3 separate regions of the Homo sapiens genome follow, and all the other regions are linked to region 3. Evidence: read pairs that join two places in POLR2A ChIA-PET (ENCODE). Cell type or tissue: HepG2. All regions are shown on one strand.

Evidence for each region. ChIA-PET counts read pairs that join two places held together with the same protein. Peaks named below come from ENCODE experiments on the same cell type or tissue, not always from the same donor. Only the 100,000 strongest peaks of a DNase experiment are listed, where the experiment ranks them.
Region 1: POLR2A ChIA-PET joins it to region 3 with 8 read pairs; 12 of 35 experiments call an interaction of 5 or more read pairs at or near these places.
Region 2: POLR2A ChIA-PET joins it to region 3 with 5 read pairs; 2 of 35 experiments call an interaction of 5 or more read pairs at or near these places.

What each region holds. Positions count from the first base shown.
Region 1 is chr22:38,171,690-38,174,189 of GRCh38, forward strand. All of the region lies in intron 1 of PLA2G6 (phospholipase A2 group VI), which reads right to left. Among named protein-coding and RNA genes, the nearest start is that of PLA2G6, 8.9 kb to the right of the region's middle. RefSeq lists an enhancer at 2,421-2,500 and a cis regulatory region at 2,493. In HepG2, no CTCF peak of the experiment used is centred here; a DNase peak (open chromatin) is centred at 1,312.
Region 2 is chr22:38,606,722-38,609,221 of GRCh38, forward strand. It overlaps FAM227A (family with sequence similarity 227 member A), which reads right to left. Exons shown (of 17, transcript NM_001013647.2): 12 at 668-755. Among named protein-coding and RNA genes, the nearest start is that of DMC1, 38 kb to the left of the region's middle. In HepG2, no CTCF peak of the experiment used is centred here; a DNase peak (open chromatin) is centred at 1,180.
Region 3 is chr22:38,099,763-38,102,262 of GRCh38, forward strand. All of the region lies in intron 4 of BAIAP2L2 (BAR/IMD domain containing adaptor protein 2 like 2), which reads right to left. Among named protein-coding and RNA genes, the nearest start is that of BAIAP2L2, 9.7 kb to the right of the region's middle. In HepG2, a CTCF peak has its summit at 1,204 (motif pointing right); a DNase peak (open chromatin) is centred at 1,199.

The DNA of each region.
Region 1 (2,500 bases), 72 kb after region 3:
GGGCACCTATAATCCCAGCTACTTGGGAGACTGAGGCAGGAGAATCACTTGAGCCCGGGAGGTGGAGGTTGCAGTGAGCCAAGATAGCACCACCGCACTCCAGCCTAGGTGACAGAGTGAAGACTCCGTCTCAGAAAAAAAAAAAAAAAAATTATAAAGACAGGGTCTTACCACGTTGCTCAGGCTGGTCTCGAACGCCCGGGTTCAAGCGATCTGCCTGCCTCAGCCTCTCAAAGTGCTGGGATTACAGGTGTGAGTCACCGTGTCTGGCCTAAAATGTTCTTGATACACCATCACCAGATGCCAGGTTCTCTCTCCTTGCTCTGGGCTCTCCCTCACTTTAAACACATCTGTACTATCACAGCCCAGCATGTTACAACTGCCCCTCCTGCCAGACGGTAAGCTTCGTCATCCTCCTACCAAACACTCCTGTGCATCTTGCTGGCACCATCCTGAAAGCTTTACGTACATTAATCATTCTGTCTGACAACCACTCTATGAACTGGTTACTATTATTATCCTCATTTTACATATGAGAACACCAAAGAACAGAGGGGTAAAGTCACGGGCCCAGGGTCACCCAGCTAGTGGGTGGAGCAGTGAAAGCTGGCACCCAGATGGGCTGGCCCAGAGTCTGAGTTTCTCAAAGGCAGCTGCTCGTCTTTTCATCTCCGTCCACAAGCTTGGCTCACAGAAAGTTTGTCAAAACAAAAATTTAACTGAGTAAATATTATGCATAGAAAAAACAAAGCCTGATAGAAAACAAACCAAGATAGACTGACAGAAAACATGCCATTGAGTAGATGAGGGTGCTGGGTTTATGGGCTTTTGTTTTTTCCTTTTCCCTATTTTCCAGATGCTATGTAAAGCGATTATAGTTTTCAAAGGAAGTAGCAGTATAGGCTGAGCCTCTGGGGGCTGCAGCCGGGAAGATGGGGACCTGTGGGACTCAGGCCTGGCCTGGAAGAGCGCAGAGAGGCTACCCCGAGGACGGGCCCACAGGGACGCGGAGGGGTGCGCCCAGGAAGGGCAGAGAGTCAAGAGCATCCAGCACCCATGAGCCTCAGATTGAGGGAGAAAGTCACCAGGGGTGCAGTGAAATCAAAGAAAGATTCCACACACCCCTTCGTCAATGGCCCAGCCTGTGTACCCCCCACCAGAGCCTGGGGCTAGGGGATGCCCCCCACACACCCACGACAGCATGGCCACAGAAACGACAGGCTTGGCTGGCATCCAGCCTTCAGGGTAGGCAGGAGGACGAGATGACGCAATGGAGGGAAGGTGTCTGGGACACAGGCCGACTGTGGGCACACAAACAGTGGCCATTGTTATCACTAGGTGGAAGAAAGGAAATGACAGCCACGGGGCCACATCCTGGAACACTCACGGCATTGCCAACCAGGAAGGCGGGCCAGCAGGGAGAAAGTGCTCACACGTGCTTCCTTCTGTCCCTGCCACCTTGGACCCTGGAGCCTAGGCTCTTCCCAGCACAGCTGCAAGAGGGGGATGGTGGATGAGGGCCCCCCGCATCATGCCTCACTTCATCTCTCCCCCTGGCTTCTCACAGCGTCCTACCCTTGACCTTCCCGTGGGGTAGACAATCACTTTTCCCCACTGATGACCGGCCCCTCCTCCTCCTTACCTGGGCTTCTCCCTGCACCCCCAGGATGCCCAGGTCACCTGACACAGACCGCACCTCGGCTGTGTCAAGCAGCTCTCTCAAACACCACAAGCAGAAAGACAAAGACCCAAGACCTTTGGTGGTGGGGGTTGACAGTGACAATTCTGCCTGTCCAAGCCAGGCAATTTCCAGGTACCAATTTTGGTGCCCCTGCTGAGGGAAGCCAGATATTTCTGGCCGTTTTCCTTATCTCTGCTCACCCATCCTCTGTCAAAACCAAGCTTGCCTGCTGGGTTCATTGAGGGAAGACTGACAGAGAGTGTGCTGGTGTGAGGGTCCCCTGGAGGAGCTGAAGGACGGGAGGAACAAGTATTATTATCCCATCTTCCCATCTCAGAGATCAAGAAACTGAGGCCCAGAGAGGCCCTGAATTGTACATGTTCAAAGGGCAAATTAAGGCCGGGCACAGTGGCTCGTGCCTGTAATTCCAGCATTTTGGGAGGCTGAGGCAGACGGATTGCTTGAGCCCAGGAATTTGAGACCAGCCTGGGGAACATGGCAAAACCCTGTCTCTACAAAATATAAAATAAAATTAGCTGGGCATGGTGGTGTGCGCCTGTGGTCCCAGCTACTCGGGAGGCTAAGGCAAGAGGATTGCTTGATCCTCTTGAGGTCGAGACTGCAGTGAGCCAAGATTGCACTACTGCACTCCAGCCTGGGAGACAGAGCAAGACCCTGCCTCAAAAACAAAACAAAACAAAGGGCAAATTAAAGTTGATGTCCACCAAAAAACAAAAACAAACGGGCTGGGCGCAGTGGCTCACGCCTGTAATCCCAGCACTTTGGGAGGTTAAGGCGGGCGGATCACGAAATCAGGAG
Region 2 (2,500 bases), 510 kb after region 3:
AAGACCTGGGTGCAAATTAGTTCCAACCTTAGTAATTACTGGTTTCTGGTGGGGGACAGGAGCAGTCATCATGTCTTAAATTTATTTTCTTCTGGTGTCAGTAACCTCTCTTCCCCACAGATAACAGCACTGTGCTGACCTCATCACCACAAAAGTGGAACTTAATCAGTGCTTAGGCTGGGCGAGGTGGCTCACGCCTGTCATCCCAGCACTTTGAGAGGCCGAGGCGGGAGGATCATGAGGTCAGGAGTTCGAGACCAGCCTGGCCAACATGGTGAAACCGCGTCTCTACTAAAAATACAAAAATTAGCCAGGCGTGGTAGCGCACGCCTGTAGTCCCAGCTACTTGGGAGGTTGAGGCAGGAGAATCGCTTGAACCTGGGAGGCGGAGGCTGCAGTGAGCTGAGATTGTGCCACTGCACTCCAGCCTGGGCGACAGAGTGAGACTTCATCTCAAAAAAAAAAAAAAAAAAAAAAATCAATGCTTATTGAACTGAAAAGACAACTACATCCTTTCATAAAATATTACTTGGTGCCAAGGCCCAGGCTGGAACCCCAAGTATAAAGTAGGTCAGCAAATTCTGTTCATACGAACCCAAGAAACCAGGGTTTTGGAGACAATAACTAAGCCAAAAGCCTACATTTCCCTTTTTGGTAGTCAATATACCTTTTGCAGTATTCTGCATTCGTAAGCTTTTTTCTGAGTTCTGCTTGGCCGAAGAGGTTTTTTCACTGGGTGAATTTGCACTAGAAGACTTCAGGAGACAAGAGAGAGAAAGAGAGGGAGAAAGCGAGAGAGAGAGAACAAAATAAAATTGGCAGTGAGAGAAATACAAAAAAGTAATACATGCAATTTCTTTGCTATTTCTTACTGTTCTCAGCAAAGGAACATGCAGAACGAGACCTTTCAGGTCCTCCCAGGAGCATGGCAGACAGCAGTGGCTGATGTGGAGAACACATGGGCTGGGGACCCAGGGCAACCAGGGTTCCAGTCCCAATTCTCTCACTCAACAGCCAGTGATCTGGGGCAAGTCATCAAACCTCTTTACCGCCTTGGTTTCCTTGTAGGATTAAGTCAGCAAATGCATGCAAATTACACGAGTGCTCAAGGTGAGTGCTTCAAAAACATTGCTGTCACCCTTTATGCAATCACCTTTTTCAGCAAATGTTTCACTGGGCAACTACTAATGTGTTTGCACTGGGCAAACACTGAAACTGAGCCCCTGGCTTGAGGAGCTTCCAGTCTAGCAGGGGAGATAACAGGAAATAGACAGTTATACTTAAGTGTGGAAAGCATCCCCGATTTGTTATAGAGAGGCAATAGAAGTTAGGATTATGTTTGAATGTGACAGAGACTCAAAATAACAGTGGCTCAAACTAGGTAGAAATTTCTCTCCCACCATCCTGGGCAACATAGTGAGACCTTTTCTCTACAAAAAAAAAAAAAAAAAAAAAAATTAGCCAAGCACGCTGGTGTGCACCTGTAGTCCCAGCTACTTGGGAGGCTGAGGTGGGAGGATTGCTTGAGCCTGGAAGGTTGAGGCTGCAGTGAGCCATGACTGTGCTGCTGTACTCTAGCCTGGGTGACAGAGCAAACCCTGTCTTTAAATAAGTAAATATAAATACATTTCTCTCCCACATAAAAGTCTGAAGGCGGGCAAGCCTGGGTTCATATGGTGTTTCTAAGCACTGGTGGTGCTAAGTCCTCAGGGATTCTTTTTTTTTTTGAGACGGAATCTTGCTCCGTTGCCTAGGCTGGAGTGCAATGGCACGATCTCGGCTCACTGCAACCTTTGCCTCCCGGGTTCAAGCAATTCTCTTACCTCAGCCTCCCGAGTAGCTAGGATTACAGGTGTCCGCCACCACGCCCAGCTAATTTTTGTTCTTTTATTAGAGATGGGGTTTCACCATGATGGTCAGGTTGGTCTCGAACTCTTGACCTCAAGTGATCCACCTGCCTCGGCCTCCCAAAGTGCTGGGATTACAGGCATGAGCCACCGTGCCAGGATAGATTCTGACTTCTTCCAGCACACGGTTCCAGCTTTCATAAGATAAAATAAGACCCTTGTTCCTTTTTTTTTTTTTTTTTTTTTGAGATGGAGTTTTGCTCGTTACTCAGGGTGGAGTACAATGGCGTGATCTTGGCTCACTGCAACCTCCACCTCCCGGGTTCAAGTGATACTCCTGCCTCAGCTCCCCGAGTAGCTGGGATTACAGGTGTGTGCCACCACACCCAGCTAATTTTGTATTTTTAGGAGACAAGGTTTCACCATGTTGGCCAGGCTGGTCTTGAACTCCCAACCTCAGGTGATCTGCCCAACTTGGCCTCTCAAAGAGCTGGGATTACAGGCATGAGCCACTGCACCCAGCCAAGATCCTTGTTCTTAGGGTCCAAGGAGGCATCTGGAGCTCCTGCCATCATATTCGCATTACAGGCAGCAGGAGGGAGGAAAGGACAAAGAGATAAAGCTGTTTTTTAAGGAAGGTTTCCAGAAACTGC
Region 3 (2,500 bases):
CCTCTGGAGGCCCTCCCGCCTCTGCGCAGCCTCTGTCCACACACCCTTTTCCCACAGTGGGTCCTTCCTCCTGCTCTAGGTGTCCTCACATCATCCCACGGGGCTAGGGGATCGCCCAGAAAAGGAATGCTGGCAATCTCCTCCCAATATGCAGAAAAAAATCACTACATAATAAAATTTCTAAAGTTTAAGGTTTTCTCCCACAGTTATTTCCCAAACTTTGGTGCCCACTAGTCTGCAAGGGAGCTTGAGGGTGCCTCTTTGGTACTGAAACCCTGAGCTATGGCTGCCAGTGTGTGTGTAGAGAAGGGTGTCAGCACCAAGAAGGAAGTGGCACGTAGGTTTCCAGAGTGATACAACGGTGAACAGAAACGTGCGTTGTTATAGAAATGCCAGGTAGATGCTTCTGAGGGGCCGCTTTCCGCTGGATCCAATCAAAAGGAAGCCTTCCCGACCCTGCGCTAGTGTGAATGTCACAGCACTGCCTCCTTAAATTTTGTGAACTCAGGCCAGGCGTGGTGGCTCACACCTGCAATCCCAGCACTTTGGGAGGCCGAGCTTGTGACCAGCCTGGCCAACATGCTGAAACCCCGTCTCTACTAAAAATAAAAAAATCAGCTGGGCCTGGTGGCGGCTGCCTGTAATCCCAGCTACTCGGGAGGCTGAGGCAGGAGAATCGCTTGAACCCTAGGGGGCGGAGGTTGCAGTGAGCCGAGATCGCACCACTGCATGCCAGCCTGGGCAACAGAGTGGAACTCCGTCTCAATAAATAAATAAATAAATAAATAAATAAATAAATAAATAAATAAATAAAGCTTAGCACCTCCCCACTCTCTCTCTTGCTGTCTTGCCATGTGACGCACCTGTTACCCCTTCACCTTCCGCCATGATTGTAAGCCTCCTGAGGCCCTCATGAGAAGCTAAGTAGATGTTGGTGCCATGCTTGTACAGTTTGCAGAACCATGAGCCAAAATATACCTCTTTTCCTTATAAATTACCCAGTCTCAGGTATTCCTTGATAGTGACACAAACAGATTCATACAATGCAACAACATGAATTAATCTTACAGACCTTATGCTGAGTGAAAGAAGCTAGACACAAAAGAATATACAGGGCACAGTTCCACTCAAACGAAGCACTAGAACAGGCAAAATTCATCTGCAGAGATAGAAGTCAGAAAGCCTTTGCCCCTAGGGGGCGACACTGACAAAAGGGACATAAGAGAACTTTCTGGGTTGATGGAAACGTTCTAAATAAATCCTGTTTAACATGGTGGCCACACAGGGCATACAATTGTCAAAATCTGTTGAACTTAACACTCAACATATTTAGGAACTTCATCTTATTGTATGTAAACTTTACCTCAGTAGAAAAAAAAACTCAGGTCTGGGATGATGGTGGAAATAAAATGTAGTTTCAAAACCTTCCTTCATCTTCTCCTAAAAATGAATGGAGAAACCAGACAGCAAAATAAAAAACTTAAGACTAGCCAGGCACAGTGGCTCACACCTGTAATTCCAGCACTTTGGGAGGCTGAGGTGGGAGGATTGCTCGAGCCCAAGAGTTCCAGACCAGCCTGGGCAACATAGTAAGATGCTGTCTCTACATAAAAAAAAAAAAAAAAAAAAAAAAAAAAAGCCAGACGTGGTGGTTCATGCCTGTGGTCCTAGCTACTTGGGAGGCTGAGGTGAGAGGATTGCCCGAGCCCAGGAAGTCTAGGCTGCAATGAGCTGTGACTGCACCACTGTACTCCAGCCTGGGTGACACAGTGAGATCCTGTCTCAAAAAAAAAAAAAAAAAAAAAAAAAGTCCAGGCACAGTGGCTCATGCCTGTAATCACAGCACTTTGGAAGGCCAAGGTGTGTGGATCACCTGAGGTCAGGAGTTTGAGACCAGCCTGGCCAACATAGTGAAACCCCATCTCTACTAAAAGTACATAAATTAGCCGAGCATGGTGGCACGCGCCTATAATCCCAGCTATTTGGGAGGCTGAGGCAGGAGAATCGCTTGAACCCGGGAGGCAGAGGTTGCAGTGAGCTGAGATGGCGCCATTGCACTCCAGCCTGGGTGACAGAGCAAGATTCCGTCTCAAAAAACAAACAAACAAACAAAACAAAACAAACAAAACCACCAAAAGAAAAAAATAAACTCAAGACAACATTCAGAACAAAACTATGACAGTATATCTCTACAACCCTCCAAACAAAAATCAGCACCGGCTGTGAGGTCAGTGTGACCAGCATCCATGTGGATGGAGCAGTGGGAGGTAGCTGGGCGTTGAGGGACCTGAGCACAGGTGCACCCCGACATGGCCAGCAGATGGTCATGGGAAGCTCAGTAGGCCAGTCTGTGAACAGCAGCTGAAACTCCAAGGAGTTTGTGAGTCCAAAGGGTGAAGGTAAGAGGTCCCTGGTAAAGTCTGAAGGGGCTGGAGTAGTCGAGCCTCTAGGAAGTCTTGAAACTGACCAGCCAGGCTCCCATCCAGACAGGGCCCATGTG